2 separate regions of the Homo sapiens genome follow, and region 2 is linked to region 1. Evidence: chromatin loops called from intact Hi-C (ENCODE). Cell type or tissue: Caco-2. All regions are shown on one strand. Links, peaks and the distances in the headings refer to the core of each region. The heading gives the core; the rest is flanking DNA. Region 1 overlaps CTNNA3 (catenin alpha 3). Region 2 overlaps CTNNA3 (catenin alpha 3).

Region 1 (8,299 bases), core at 1-8,000:
CTTGTGATCATGTATTGTTACTGGATTTTCTCCATTTCTCCTTTGGCCATGGGCATATTACCTGAAGTGTTGGTTTTCTGTGTTTCTTATTTTGAACACTCTTTTTTTTTTTTTTTTTTTTTTTTTGAGACAGAGTCTCGCTGTCGCCCAGGCTGGAGTGCAGTGGCGCAATCTCGGCTCATTGCAAGCTCCGCCTGCCGGGTTCACGCCATTCTCCTGCCTCAGCCTCCCGCGGGGACTACAGGCGCCCGCCACCTCTCCTGGCTAATTTTTTGTATTTTTAGTAGAGACGGGGTTTCACCGTGTTAGCCAGGATAGTCTCGATCTCCTGACCTCGTGATCCGCCCGCCTCGGCCTCCCAAAGTGCTGGGATTACAGGCGTGAGCCACCGCGCCCGGCTATTTTGAACACTCTTTACAAGTGTGTTTGCTCTAAAGTTCCCATTTGGAGTTGTATAATGTTTACAGAGATAAATATGAAGAAAAAATATTTTAAGAAGTAGAGCTAATATTTCTTAGGGAAGACAAAGTGCAGGGGCTAAAACATGCTTTAGAGTTAAATGGATTTGTCAGTAAAATAGCTTGTATTAATTAAATCATAGATAAAATTACTTAAATTTTTTAGAATCTTAGATAAGGTTTTATTTTGATTTGAACATAGTGAGAATGAACCAAGAAATGGGCAAGGCACAGAAATGATTATACAATATAATAAATATTTCATATAAAGGTCATTAAAATTATGTTGAAAGGAACTTGTTTATTGTTATAAGTGGGGGAAAATGAACTGATTTTGGCTGTGTTTAATATGTTGGGTAGAATTGGTTTCCACGTCAGACTCTTAAAAGACTTCCTGTCCTTTGGGGCCCAACTCAAATTGTCTTACGTCTTCTACGTGGTCTGAGTCCCTCCGTCAGTGTCAGTATCAGTGAGTTTTCCGAGTTTTCACCAATGTTACCTTTATCTCTCTTTTTTTGCACTCTCTTTACTACCTTGCCTTGTGTTAGAGTTAAGGATAGAGTAGAAAGAACATGAATGTTGTAATAAAAACCCAGTTCAATCAAACTTTCTGAAACCCAGTTTACTCAATTATAGAATGAGAAGAGAAATAGGAACTCCTGTGGTTCTTGTGAAGATTAAATTGGAAAGCATCAAGTACCTGGGGCTGAGTGGGCACTCAGTAAGTGTCAGTGTCCATCTCATTTCCGAATTTCATGTCTAGTTTCTCCAGTGGTATGAGTTCCTTCAGGGCAGGAAATGTCTTTTATATTCATAGTGCTTTGTGCATAGTAGGTTCTAAATGATTATTTGTTGAATTTAATTTACTGTCCTGTCATGGAAGCTTAGCACTGTTATTTCCCATTTCTTTTCCCTCTGTCACCTTGGATTGAGATAAACATGTTGCTTTCATGAAATTAGGGATTTAATTCAGTAGAATGCCATTTTAATATGACTTATTTCATAGAGTTTGATATAGTAAGGGTCAAATCATTTCCCTGGAAACTTAATTATATTCTATAAAATCTTATTAGCCTGTCTCATGGCATCATAGTCACAGTGGAGTTCTGGTGTGTTTAAGATGGTCAAGTCTCTATCTGTAGAAATCTGTCTAATGGCACAGAGTGAGAATATGGGAAATAAATGACATAAAGAGAGAGCAAATGCAAATGTCTTGCAAATTACATTACTTGACATTTTCAATCACTAACCCTCCAAAGTATGTTCTAATTTATGAAAATAAACCAAGAATCCAATTTCTTGTGAGCTTCCTTTGCTTAATTAATTATTAGTAGCAGACAGTATTCTGTGGTTCGTTGCAATTTTTCACCTTTGTATTTATCTAGTATCTGATTTAAAAAGAATAGGAGCATTCTGATTCAGCAGAACTGATCAGAACTCTCTTTCTGATCATAACTCATCTGCTCATAGCTCATCTGTGTTATAGAGCAGAAATGAATAAATGTTTGCTGAACATGCCACATATGCTTTGATCATCAAAATGTTAAGTTTTCCTTCCTTCTCAAAATACAAGCTCTGAGAGATCTTTCTTGCTGAAGTTTGTTGGGTGACCTATTCTGCATAGATATTATTATAGAGGCAAGCCAGATTCCATGCCATTATAGCAAAATATCGTGTAAGCAACTACATTTTCATAAATTTGTTTGTTTCCATGATTGAAATGTGAGCACTCTTTAATGCTTCCTCATTATGATTTAAAATTATACATTCACAGTGCTTTCTAAAAAATTTTAAAGCAGAAGTATATCCTAAAAGATGAACTTTCTTTTTTATTTTTTTTAAATGAAGTATGCTCTTTTGTTAGAATGAGGACTGAACAGGCTTCTCATGCATGCAGTAATGTTGGTTATACTTAGAATATGGTTTATAACTCTTTCTGTGTCCCTAATTATTTCATTGAAAGATAATTAGCTAGCATTTGTTATCACTGTATTATGAATGGGAGAAACTGAGGCTCATTATCGACTCTTCGTGTTAGCAAGTTGAGAATTTGAGAAAAATCTGCTGCTATCCTAATGATCTACTTTTGTTTTCAATTTCAGTTTCAAAGGACATTTGAGTCTCTCAAAAATGTTGCCAACAAATCTGACCTCCAGAAAACCTACCAGAAGCTTGGGAAGGAGCTGGAAAATTTGGATTATTTAGCCTTCAAACGTCAGCAGGTAGGAGTCAGAGCTCTCCTTGGTGGAGGAGATGAACACTTTAGGCTTCCTGCCATCCTGCCTGTCAGAGGTGCAGGTGGGTCTGAGGAAACTTATCTTCTAATGGTTAGAGCAGATACAGGTTGTGCTGTGCTGATCTGCTGTGTTCATATGGCTTCCCACAGTGTTCAATGTGGTCCTTGCTTTTAGATGTGTACTTTAGGGGTTTCCACATGTGTCCTTATACCTCTCTTAAAGAAAATTCCTGCTGGTTTGTGAAAATCCAACTACCCTTTGACTAGGGACGCTTCAGAGGCATAAAGGGAGTCTCTATAATGGCTTGGCCAGTTGGCTTTTATATTTGACCTGGGGAGAAAAATCACCTGAAGACCAGGATAAGGTTGTGGGTGTACATGCAACATTAAGGAAAATAGTCATAAATATGCCAAAATATGAATTGATCTTTAGTTTTCTTTGATCTTTGAAGATGAGTAATTTGCTAAGTGTGGAAGATTGAAGGAAGATTTACTTTTCAAATACAAGGTTTTTAATTGCCTCCTTTTGTAGGCCCCTAGATAAATAGAGAGCTGAAATAAACTTTTATAGGGTTTGTTTTAGAACTGGTACTTTATAACCTAATATTCATCATGATTAAATGCTGTGTGTTTTGGAGACACTGCCACAGTAGCTCACTACTCTTCCTAGGCTGAATCTGCTCCAGTTTCTTCACAGCCACTAGGTGTCAGCGTTGTCAAGCTTTTACTTCCACCAAAGGTTTATTCCGATCAGAACAGCCAGTTAAATGTTTAAATGAGGTTGCATGAAATTCGGTAATGTGCTCCATGATGGATAGAGTCTAGAAAAATGACTAAATGTCTGACTTGCATGGCCAGGCCTCGAGTCGATCACTTGAGAGACTTTCCTCTTAGAGTAGCAAAGGGTGTGGCATTCTCACCATTGCCTAATTCACAAGTTTTGGATCCTTTTGGATGAAGGTTTTCAAAGCAGAATTTTCTATTTTTAGTTAAATCTCATTAAGTCAACATGATATGGTCTAGAATTACTGGGCCAAAAAGAGAATTGTGTTCTAGGTATTGCTCTATCACAGATGTTACATGGACATTTAACCTTTCTATGGCCTTATTTTCCTAGGGGTTATATTTGTTTTATAGAATGTTCCAGGGCAAATACATTCTTTTTGCAGACACATTAATTTACATGAAAAAGGATACAATGTCCATTTAAGTTTTGTTTTTTTAAAAAAATTAATGATGATCTAGGTATTAGCACTTGATGGTTACTGAGTGCTACTATAACAAACCCCCAGAGGATGCTGCTTAGCGTTCACACCAGAGTCACTCCTCCGGCCTATGCAATTTTTAGTACAGTTTTGTTTCCAAAACCATATTTTACCATGGAGGGGTATTTGAGCTGGCAGGCAGTAGTCACTGTACTCTTCTGTTATCGTTTCTCATTAACACATTTTCAGTGATTGGATTCTTTTATTAGCTAATTGTGAATTTGGAAGAATGTAAATGCCTCAGGGGCAGAAGGGTAGAACTCTGGGAGAATGGCATTGAGGATAGATGGGTAAATTATATGTGCATAAAGAAAAGATGAGCACATGGAGTGTATACATATATGCCTATATAAATCATCTATACTATTTATTAAATGAAAAGCATATGGCACATGGTATGATTTAAACATTTATGAATTGAATCTTTAAATGCTTATAACAATACAGTGAGGTGGCTTTTGTTAGCACCATTTTACAGATGAGAAAATTGTTAAGGAAGTTAAGTAACATGCCTAAGGTCATGGAGCTAATAAGGCGTGAAACTGGGCTTCAAATCTAAATCAAGTCTGACTTCAAACCTGGAGTGTTATGTCTTCTTGATGGGCAGGGTCAAAGGGTCAGAACATCAGCTCTTCTCTAGCTTGATGGGATTTATCTTTTATCTCGCATTCTATTCCTTTAAAGCTCCAAAACCTGATGAAGCACACGCCAGAAAGTGTTTTTCTTCTAATGGAAAAGATTCAGGCCTCTGTAAAATTGCCAGTTTAGCAAGAAAGTTTCCTCTTTATAAGGTGGTATTCTTTGTATTAGAGAATTAGTCATGGTTTGTTCCCTGGTCCAACCATATTTATCATTCCGCACTGGGACAGAACATAAGCTCCAAAAGGACAGGGCCTCGTCTGTCACCTTTAATGCTGTATCCTCTCCAGTGCTCCTAACAGTATCTGACTCATGGCAAATCCTCAGTAAATATTATTGGTGGTGTTGTTGCTATGAACAAAGAACCATGCCAAAAGGTTTGACCTCAGATTATAGGCAATTAAAATCAATGTGTTTTGCTACACATTTAAAATTCAAAAGAGCATAAGCCTTTGGTTTCCTGGATACCAAGGGCTGAGAGATTTTCCCTTGCCCCTATGTATTATTGAGGTTTTCTCCTAACATATTTTATTCTTCTATCCATTTTTTAAAACAAACAGAAAATGCCAGTGTTAACTCTGAATTATGGATGTCCAATGAATTGACTATAATTATTTTATTGGAGTCATCCATTAGGTTTTATTTTCTGTCCCCTTCTATGATATTTTTAACATCATCTTTGAGAGATTTCTTTCTCGGCACAAGATAAGACTACTGGAGTTCTTTGCTCCATTCTCTCACTTCTGTTTTTCTGAGGTTACTGTGCTTTCTTTCCTAGGTCTGAACTTAGTATTTATTTATTTAAAAGAGTGAGTGCCTGCACATCAGCTATTCCTTGGGTCAGGGCACAACATCTCTACATTTTCCTACTTTCAAAAAGACTAATGTTGAAATAGCTTTGATTGGAAAAGGTGTGAGAGGAGGCTGTGATAGGTGAGGTGGTGGGTTTACTGGGATGAATCAGCCTAAAGTAAACGGATGACAAAGCAGGATTAACCGGAGAATTTGGACACTCTTTTGGTTCTTACTATCGAAAGGCAGGTACAGTCTTGGAGTTTATCTGCTTGGACTACTTGGTTTTCATCCTTCTAGTTGGTGTGACATAGGAATGGTAATAACAAGTTCCAGCTATTATATCGATCTCAGATTTATGTATTAATTTGAGTGCTTATAAATCAAGAGGTTTCCTTAGAGCTTTCGTTTTGTGAAGTAAAACAAAATAAGGTTTGATAATGTGGACTCTAATGTAATTCATTCCTCTCTTTATCTACCCTTAAAACTTATAATAACATTATAAAACACATCCATTTCCAGAGGCTTCTGAAGTCTTTTGATATAAATTAAAGTTGACATTATTGAGTTGAACATTATATAGACTAAAGCACATTTAGACATTGATATAAAAATATGTAAAATTAAATTATTGTACTTCAGACCTGCATGCATGTTGGAACACATCACGTATCTGATTCTTGTCTCTCTGATCACGGCATACTATTCTTGCCTTCTGACCTGTGCACAAGGTTTATATAACTTCGTATTTAGAATGTACAGCCCGTTTCATTTTACATACTTAAATCATTCTTTAAAGTCAAACTGAAGTCTAGCCTCCCTCATAACACCTCCTCCTGTGACCTCTAGTCAATATAACTCTTCACTCTTTGCCATTCTTAGCTTTTATTTGTGTCATACAATTTAGCATTTGATTGATGATATACTCATTGAGAATCCATGTAGTACAGTGATTAGAGTGTGAGCTTTGTAGTTACCCAAACCTGGTTAGACTGTTTGTACTGGATACCTGAGTTTCTTTTTAAAAAGCATCGGAAAAATAACCCTAACTTAAATAGCTTGCTTTGAGGAAACAATATATCAAGTATAAAGTAAGTCCTATGAAATATGTATAAAGGACTTAACATTGCACCTGACATGTGTTTAGTATAATTGGTAGCTATTATATGTTTTCTGTTATTCTCATAAGCCATTTTCTTAAATAGGTTGTAAGTTCCATAAGGATATGGATATGTTCTTTATTTTGTATACTTCTGTGCTGTACATAGGGTCCAGCACTGTTCTGAACATATGGGATAGAATGTTTTTGGACATACATAGTCTAGCAGTTGGTGATCTATGTAACAAAAAGAACATGCTGACACCTCTCAAGAAGGGAGCTGCAACATTTTGTTCTAATATGTTTCTAAGGTGATATCTCTTGATGGGCAGTTAAAGTACTGAGGACTTGTACTATGACAATCTCTTGGGGGAAGTAGGTTCAGTGTTCTGGCTAACGTCCAATTCAGGTTAATAATACATTCTATATATCCAAGCTTCCCTTATGCTTCAGGTATTGTTCAGCACATGGTACTTTTTTAGTGACGATGCTCAGGAGTGAACAACTGCTTTTTTTTTCTTTTACTAAACTGGGTGTGTGACCCCTTTTAGGTAATTCCAAAGCCAGAAGGGTACATAATACCTTGTAGGATAAAAATTGAATTTAAAACAAACTTTTATTAAACAGAAGAAAAATAAAAATAAGTTAGATAAAATTTATTTGATAAAAATGACTGCGGGTTAATATTTTTCAATTGAAAAATAAAATTCTACTTGTTATCTCTTATCTTTTTCATGATAGCCATCCTAACAGGTGTGCAAGACAAGAGATAACAGGAGTTAGTGATGATGTGAAGAAAAGGAAACCTTTGCACATTGTTGGGAATGTAAATTGGTACAGTCATTTCGGAAAAAGTATAGAGGTTGCTAAAAACATATGAAATAGAGCTATCATAAGACCTATCAATCTTACTTTTGGGTATATATCCAAAGAAAATGGAATCAGTATCTTGAAGAGATAGCTGCACTCCCACGTTCATTGCAGCATTATTCACAACAGCCAAGATATTGAAACAACCTAAGTGTCTATTAACAGATGAATAAAGAAAATGTGGTATACATATAAGCAATGAAATATTATTTAGCCTTAAAAAGGAAGGAAATCCTGCCTTTGCAATAGTATGGTTGAACCTGGAAGACATTTTGCTAAGCAAAGTAATCCAGACACAGAAATACACATACTGTATGGTCTTACTTATATGTGGAATCTGAAAATGTCAAACTCAGAGAAGTAGAGGGTAGAGGAGTGCTTTCCAGGGATTGGTGGGTGGAGGAAATTAGTAGATATTGATCAAAGGTACACATTTTCACTTATAAGATGAACAAGTTCTGGGGACCTAATAAACAGCACGAGTGATGATAGACGTGTTAATTTAATGGTGGTAGTCATTACAAAATGTGTATATATCTCTCAATCATCTTGTTGCACACTTTGAATATATTCAATCTTTGTCAATCAAATATTTCAAAACAAAAAATAAAATTCTAGATAGATAATGACTGACCACATAGAAAATACTCTTAGGCTTACTCTGGGAACTTGAGAACTCTGAGGATACAACAAAACAATGTAGGGATCCTGTGGAAGAAATGCTTAGAAAATGAAACTAAATAGTGCTAGGCTTGTGGTTGTACTATAGCATATAGAGAAGAAAAAGTTGATGAGTTCCGATAATATCCTTCAATCATGTAAGGACTTATAGCAAGAAAAAAGTAGTGAATCAGCTAGAATAATATTGCACTGGGAATTGCTTATCTACAAGGACCTTATAAGGTAGGGACTAACTTTCCATTGGGGCTAACATTAAAAT
Region 2 (8,354 bases), core at 190-8,189, 390 kb after region 1:
GTACATCCATTGGTTTTTTTGTTTTTGTTTTTTTGACACATGATCTCACTCTGTCATCCAGGCTGGAGTGCAGTGGTGCAATCATAGTTCACTGCAACCTTGAATTCCTGGGCTCAAGTAATCCTCCTGCCTCAGCCTCCTGAGTAGCTGGGACTACAGGCATGTACCACCATACCCCTTTAATTATTTTATTTTATTTTAATTTTTTAGTAGAGATGAGGTCTCACTGTTTTGCCCAGGCTGGCCTTGAAACAATCCTTTCAACCTTGGTCTCCCAAAGTACTGGGATTGCAGGCATGAGCCATTGTGACTTACCTGTATGTCCATTGTTGTTACTGCATATATCTGGTCAGGTCTGTTGTGACACAAAAGATTTACTCTCATTGTGAAGCGGGGATTATGCTCAGCTGAAAGACTATATTTTTGTTATGTCAGAGATACAAGGAAACACATGAAATTAGTACCACCATTCTTTTATTCCCTGCCATCTGTGTCAACCTAACAAAATACAAGCTCCAGGAGTCACCCATATTCATTAATGAACTTATCATTATACTATTTCATTCTCTGTATCTCTAGATATTTCCTCCCTTTGTTTTTCATCTCCCAACCCTTCCCATAATTCTCCAGAACCATATCAACTTGAAAACAAACCAGAACACCTTAAGGAACATTACCCCTCTATCTTTTTTCTATTAATTAAAAGATAGCTCTATCCTGCCACCATATGGAATGGTGTCTGCCTATGTTCCCACCTTCTAGGAATCATGGGTCTCAGCGGTGGTAGTGGGCAATCACTCACCTTGCCTTTTACTTCTGTGTCTACAGAGTGACTCCTCTCTGTCATATAAAAATCCCTCCTTCTTTGGAACTCATAACTTCTGGATATCCCATATCCTGAACTAACCACTCCTCAGCAGTTATTAGAGGTTAGAAGACTGTAGGATGATGACTCAGCCTTAGTTTAAAGTTGCTTTTAATTTGTCCTATCACTAAACTAGCAAACAAAGAGTGCAAGCTAGGATCCAAGCTAGATAAAACTGAATGGATGCAGATATCTAGGATACAAGCTTAATAAAACTGAATGGATGCAGATTTCCAGTCTCCTTGCTCTCTTGATGGGTGCTCAAAGTTCAGGGTCAATGTAACAAGCAGGAATTGAGGAATCCACCAGCTCCAGTTTCCCAGAACTTGGCTTTTAATGAGAGGGTTTGTGAGAGTGGCCCCATAAAATCTCTAGCATCCATCGTATTATTTTATTAGGAAATTCATTCATGATATGCTGCAGTAATATACATTCCTTTTTTTGTGTTCTTCACCCATCATGGTGCCAACCTGTAGCAGAGCTCATCATGGGATACTCCATTTATCAGTCTCGTTATCACTTCTCTACATTTTTCAATGATTATGGAATTAACTAATAGATTGTTCCATTCAAGTTTAGCTGTCAGGTGAATGACTTCTGTGTCTACCTGAATCACCCCATCCACCATCTAGTCTCAGAATTCTTTAATTTACTTACTTCAAGTAATCTTTGCTCCATTTTTCCCTGACAACCTTCTCACATTGAGCAGTTGGTGTGTTATTCTAGAAAGAGTATATGCTTTGGAATTACACAGGCTAGAGTTTATATCCCAGTTCGGCTACTGACTAACTGTGTAACATTGGGCAAATCATGTAACTTGACTCATACTTAGTCTTTTCATCTATAAAAATAATGAATCAAGCTGAGTGTAGTGGCTCACACCTGTAATCTCAGCAACTCAGAAGGTTGAGGCAAGAGTATCACTTGAGTCCAGTAGTTTGAGACCGGTCTGGGCAATATAGCAAGACCTTGTCTCTCTAAATAAAGAAAATCATTATCAAATGAGATGGCATATGTAAAATGCCAAGCACAATGCCTACAGATGCTCAAAAATGCAAGTTTCAGCTCTCCTTCATATGGTTACATGTTAGGTCTTTTCCATGTATTAGAATTTTCAGTCTCTGAAATCTTAAACTCCAAGACGTACCTTCTTATTCTTTGAGTTGATCTGCTGCATTTACTCTTCAAATTAATTAGAGTTTTAATCTCCTGATTCTTTCATTTTTTTCCCTTAAGCCTGTTAATCCCTTCTTCTAACTACATTTTTTCTCTATGTGGCATAATTCTCAGCAATGGATGCTCCCTAGGCATGCAGCTCCCTCCATTCCTTTGCTCCTTTGTATTTCTTCACCACGACTTTGTAAAGCTTCAGCTTTAAATCAGTCCAACCATTTACCTTCTGTGTTTCTCTACTATTGTTGCTATATATATATCTACCATTGTGTGTGTGTGTGTGTGTGTGTGTATATATATATATGTATGTATGTATGTATCTACCATTGTGTGTGTGTGTGTATAAATATATATATATATATATCAGGCAATATGCTCTAGCTAAGGCTATAGAACACTATGCATTTAGGTATCAAGCATATATATATCCTTTCCTTGCTTTTTAATTTTTTCTCTTTTATTGACATACAATGTTTCACCTATTTACGGAGTACATATGAGTTTTTGCTACATTCATAAAATGTGTCATGATCAAGTTAGGGTATTTGAGGTCTCCATCACCTGAGTGTTTATCATTTTTATGTGTTGGTATCATTTCAAGTCCTCTCTTCTAGTTACTTTAAAATATACATAATATTGTTGTTAAGTATAGTCACTGTAGTCTGCTATCAAATATTAGAACATATTTTTTCTATCTAACTGTATGTGTGTGCCCACAACCAACCTCTCTTCATACCCCCTCACCCCCACTCACCCGTCCCAGTCTCTGGTATCTATGGTCCTTTTTTCTATGTCCCTGAGATCAAGTTTTTTAGCTCTCACATATGAGTGGGAACGTGTGGCATTTGTCTTTCTGTGCCTGGCTTATTTCACTTAACATAATGACCTCAAGTTCCATACATGTTACTGTGAATGACATGATTTTCCTTTATGGCTGAATAATATTCCATTGTGTATATATACGACATTTTTTTTATCCATTCGTCTGTTGATGGACACTTAGGTTGGTTCCTTGCCTAATATATTTTATGTGTCCTTGATAACCTTCTTTTCCATTTCTCTCAAACCTTCACTAACCACCTCAATTCGTAACCCATATCCCTCTCATTTACTTTGAGTTGATAATCTTGACTAAAATATTACTAGAAAGGATCGTCAATTCTTGTACATCTCCTCGATTTCTTGTACATCTACATATACTTTTTAATCCATGATTAACTTTCTCTTTCATCTCCCTGGAAACACGATCTCTTAATTTACACCAGGTTTTATAGTTGTCCAGCAAAGACCACTTTCCATTTTCTTTCTTGATACCTAAGTGCATATAACCTACCGACTCTTAGATTTCTACTTAATCTCATAGATGCCTCCATATGCCTAAAATTCAGCAGTTGATCTCCATTTTGTCGCATCAATCCTAACCTTATTCTCATATTATCATCTCACTTAATGCTTTGCAATGTATTTAGCACCCAAGCTAGAAACATAAGAGTCATATTAGATTTCTGTCTTTTCTTCAAATGCTGTATCCTATTGGCCTATCAGACCTATTGTCTTAATTTTGCTCTATCCTTGTCTGTCTATTCACACTGATGCTATCTTAGATCACATTTTCATCACATCTTATGCAGAATACTGCAAATACCATCCTATTTTCTACCTCTAGTCTCAGTTTCTTCCAATCATTGGCCTTCACAGTTTCCATTCTTTCTGTAATGGAAATATGAGTATGATACTCCTTACTTAAAATGCTTTCTGAATTCCCATTCTAAGTTAAACTCTTTCTCATAGTATTAGGCCCACTGTGATCTAGGCTTCCTTCTCTTCAGCTGCATTTTCTTTCACTTATTCTCATTTAACCTGGGTCCCAGCCACACATAATTTCAGTGAGTTTAATGCTGTTGCATGTCTACAAGCCACATGTTTTTTTCCTCTGCTCAGGACTTTCTGGGGTTATTTTTAAATAATTTTTGAGCACCTCTTATATGCCCAGCTCTGTGATAAATCCTCTTCTAGGTGCTGATAACACACAAAAAATGACAAAGATTGATCTCTGACACTGGGAGGCATGGAGACACATACTGAAGAATGAGTAATTTTATATAGCATCACTGCAGTGGGAACCAAGCCTCCTTTGTTCACCAATGGTCTACCAACACCCGGCATAATGACTGCCACATAGTACCTGATAAAAGCATAATGTGTTTTAATAATAATAATAACACAATAGCTATTACTTATATAGTTGTTTATTTGTGCCAGATATTGTTTAAATGGTTTCACATATATTACCTTGCTTGATAACCAAAACAATCCTATGGAGTATATGCTATTATTGTCTCCATTTTACAAGTGAAATAGAGGCATATAGAGGATAAGCTGCTTGAATAAATTGTATCATATAAACACATCCTCAGAATACAATGGAAACACCAAAGAAAGGTACCTAACCCAACCCTCTTGGCTCAGAAAAGGCTTCCTAGAGCATTCTAGGCAAAGGAAAGAGCATAACGAGGAGACATGGGAGAGCATAGTGTATTCTGAGTTCTGAGTTGGTAAGCGTAAAGTAGGAAGGGAAGAAGAGTGAAAAATAATGCCCAGAGGTATTGCAAGTATAAGCAGGATAAGGTAAAAAATGGAGCCAAGTTTCTTTAATTTTTTGAATCAATTACTCTAGACTCTGCATGCCCTATATTTATCTTTGTGCCATCCTTGATTCATTTCCTCACCTTCTTGAATGACTTACCTTCTTGATGCCTGTCCAAAATGCCAGAAGTTAATGCAATTCAAGCAGAGGAAGAAAGGGTATCCAATGTCTGTATTACTGTCAGTGCTTCCATTTGTATGTAGTGCTGTGTTGGATATCGTCTACCAGGTCCTCATCTTCTGCTGTGGGACAGGTTCCAGGCCAGGACCCATTGATGCTCCAAGCTCAGATCACAGGATTATAAACCGTTCTAGTTCCCATTTCCATGCTCAACATAACTATGCTAAAATGTATTAATTTAGAAAGGCTTCCAACATAAGCTACACAATGTATTGAAAAGATCTCTTCAACAAATCGTTAGGCCCTTGTATTGAGTATATTTCTTCAGATTTACACTCTTATCTGTCACAGGTCCATTTCAGAAGGTTTATCTAATTTTAAATTTTGGGAATTATGATCTGGAGTCTTAGTAATTTCTCAGAGTGACTTCTAATGTGAGTCTATCCAATATCTCCCCATTGACCAGCTTTGCCTAAATGGTGTTAGGGTCAGCAACCTTTTGAGATAGCAAAAGTTATGGGTTACTCTTTCCTCACCTCCCTCATAGAGGGTGGCTTCTCCCTGCCTGCCCTATAAGTGGATCTAGATCACAAAGAGCCTCATCATACAAACCAAGGAGACTGGATTTCATCTAGTTGATGGGAAAGAGACACTGAGGGCTTAAGGCACCGTGATGTTCTGGTCAGGTTTTAGAAAGATGGCACTCTTAGTAGTGGAAGGAGGTTCATAGAGGAGCAACACTGAGGCAGGAACCCTCCTGAGGTTTCTTTAAAGGAGGGTTTCTTTAAAGGAATGGTGATGGGTGCTTGAACAAGCATGATGTTGGAAGGGGGGTAGATTTCAAAGACAGTGTCCTTCATGTGCTTTTAATTTCTGTTCTTTGCAAGACATTCTCTTTTTCATTTTATATATCAGAAAATATCTAAGTATGCTTCTATATGGATCCTAGATAACTCTCTTCTAGTCAAGATTTATTTTTCAGAATAAGTGAGAAATACCAGGCAAGAATCATTCTTTACAGATGGTTCCTTAACTGTCACAATCATGGTGGCCACATATTTCAGTAGCACAGTGATTGACTACAGATTGTGATCAGTGGATGTTTGCTAAATGTTTGAATGGAGTGAGGTCTCAACCAAGGTTTTCTACTTCTTAAAATACTGAAAGACTTCACTTAGCACTTTCGTTTCTATTGTGTTTTCATACAGGGCATAAGGAAGTAAAGAAACGTAAATGGTGAAATTTACTATCTAGTAAATAACAAGTGCTCGTTTGATTGTAAAATCCTAGTATTCAACATTTTTCTCATCTCTATAATAGTAATGATTCATGTGTCATTATTGTATGCATTTCAAAGCTTCTTATGTAGACGTGGGGAAATCCTATTTGACTCTGCATCTGAGTTTTAATTGCACATTATACTTGATTTAATTCATAACTGTTTGTGGTTAATAAGCTATAGTGTCAGAATTGTTGTTAACTTAAAAGCAAGTGGCTAGAGAAAATTAACAGCTAAATTATAAAGTCATTTCAGGATTTGAGATACTTTTAAACTTAGAGGAATAAGTAAATTTAGCAAGCAAAGTGGTAACATTTGAAATGAAATGGTTAATGTTCCAAGGCAATTGGGATGACAAACACATCTTGTTAGTTTCTTATTTAATGAACATGGTTCCACTGAAAAAATCTGAAAATTTTTTATTATGAAATACTGTCACAGGCATAGTACAGAGGCAAGTGCTATGTAGAGATTAATACAAAATGTCACAGTCCCTTCCCTCACAGGGGTGGCAGTCCGAAGAAGATAGAGTGCTTTTTATCAAAGGGTTTCAAATGAGTGAGCAGTCTAATTTTCACAGTTCTTTTTTCCTCCCTTATATTTGCAGTCTTTTATAATTCATGTGGTCAGAAGAATTTTTAAATTAATGTACATTTTTAATTTACACTTTTTCATGATTAGCCTAGTTTCAACTTGTATTAATTTTCTATGTTTAGAAGGAAAAGGAAAAAAATCTTACTAGATGTAGTTATTCCACCATTAAATGAGGAATTGTATTTTTTTCTTTTACTTTTTAAAAAGTCTTAAATACTTGAGGCATTAAGATTTTTGTTTCCCTCAAATAGGTATTTATAAAAAATATTTTATGCTCAGGACACCTATTTATTTTCATGTGGACACCTTCTGGGGCAAGCATTACTTGGAGAATTATTGATTTCTACCTCACTTAATGCCCAAACCTTTGCCAAAGTAATACTGAGGAAGAAATTGGAAAAATTAAACTTGATTGTTTTAAAATCTTGTCAAAGGGGTAAAGCTGTTAAAGGAACAAAAGGAAAATATTTCTACCCAAGTAGCTCTGTATAGTGCAGCCTGCAAAGTGCTTGTGATCGAGAATATTGCAGGTGGGCTACTAGTTTTGTTAACCTGGGGAAGAATATTTCATGGTTATTCTTTAAAAAAAAAAGGATCAGATTATTTTGGAATTATTGTTTCCCAGTTGAGAGATGTAGAAATTAAATAAATTACTTTTAAAAGTAGAAATAGAATTGGGCTTTCTATGAAGGACTGATTTTAGAAAAACCATACATCCTTTTGGAATAATCTTTTTTAGATAAGATTAACATTTAAAATTATAAACTGAGTCTGCTTTACTCAGTCTATAACTTTAAATGTTAATCTTATCTAAAATGTCTTCACAGAAACACCCAGAATAATATTTGACTGAGTATCTGGGCACCCTATGGCCAGTCAAGTTGACACATAAAATTAACCATCACAAGGTTAAATGTGAATTTTATAAAACTTGAACATTAATTAGATATAGGAGATGATGAAGAGGAGGAGTCAAGAATGACTCCAGAGTTTTGACCTTGAGCTATTGGTTAGTGTCATTTGCTAAGTTGAGGACATGTGAGGAAAAACATGGGTAGTAAAGATGTGGGGTAATTAATGTGAACGATTAAACCCAAGCTCTTTTTGATACACATGCATGTACATGTGCACGCACATGCACACACACACACAGACACACACACAGAATTATAAAGTCTCTGATCACAATCTCAAGTTCTTTCCTACCAAGTTTGAATAATAACTCTAAGTCAGAGTGTAGAAGAAATGTTTATTACTTGTTACAGATATAATGTAAAAAATGAGTGAGGGTGAGATTAGGTCCTAAGGAGAGACTGAAAAGGAGCTTGACTGTACCTGGTACAGATGTACCTAGACAGGAATCTCGGTACTTCCCACACAATGTTATTTTTGTTATATTCTCAATGTTATGACTCAGATGTTGGGGAGTGATATGAAGTCTGATTGTTTTGCTGGCATTGCAGAAGATCAAACCACATCTCTGATTATAGGGTCATCTTTTCCTGGAAAGAATGGATATTCCACTCTCAATCATCTTAATGCGAGGTCAGTGCTAGAGAAGGAAAGAAGACTTGGGACATGTAGCTTAAATCCTGGAATGATGATGTTCATTTTATGTAAGTGAAGGTGATTAGTAGGGCTTGAGAATGGTCTTTCTCCTATGAAGCACAAACTTT

What was found. Hi-C counts contacts between places; a loop is a spot of excess contacts. Peaks named below come from ENCODE experiments on the same cell type or tissue, not always from the same donor. Only the 100,000 strongest peaks of a DNase experiment are listed, where the experiment ranks them.
Region 2: a loop joins it to region 1, with 4 times the contacts of the local background. A loop is called at or near these places in 2 of 110 quality-filtered maps.

Annotation. Positions count from the first base shown.
Region 1 is chr10:67,516,223-67,524,521 of GRCh38, reverse strand. CTNNA3 (catenin alpha 3) reads left to right here. Exons shown (of 18, transcript NM_013266.4): 5 at 2,561-2,680. Among named protein-coding and RNA genes, the nearest start is that of MIR7151, 120 kb to the right of the region's middle. In Caco-2, for the core only: a CTCF peak has its summit at 3,413 (motif pointing right); a DNase peak (open chromatin) is centred at 3,411.
Region 2 is chr10:67,127,355-67,135,708 of GRCh38, reverse strand. All of the region lies in intron 7 of CTNNA3 (catenin alpha 3), which reads left to right. Among named protein-coding and RNA genes, the nearest start is that of LRRTM3, 210 kb to the right of the region's middle. In Caco-2, for the core only: no CTCF peak of the experiment used is centred there; no DNase peak of the experiment used is centred there.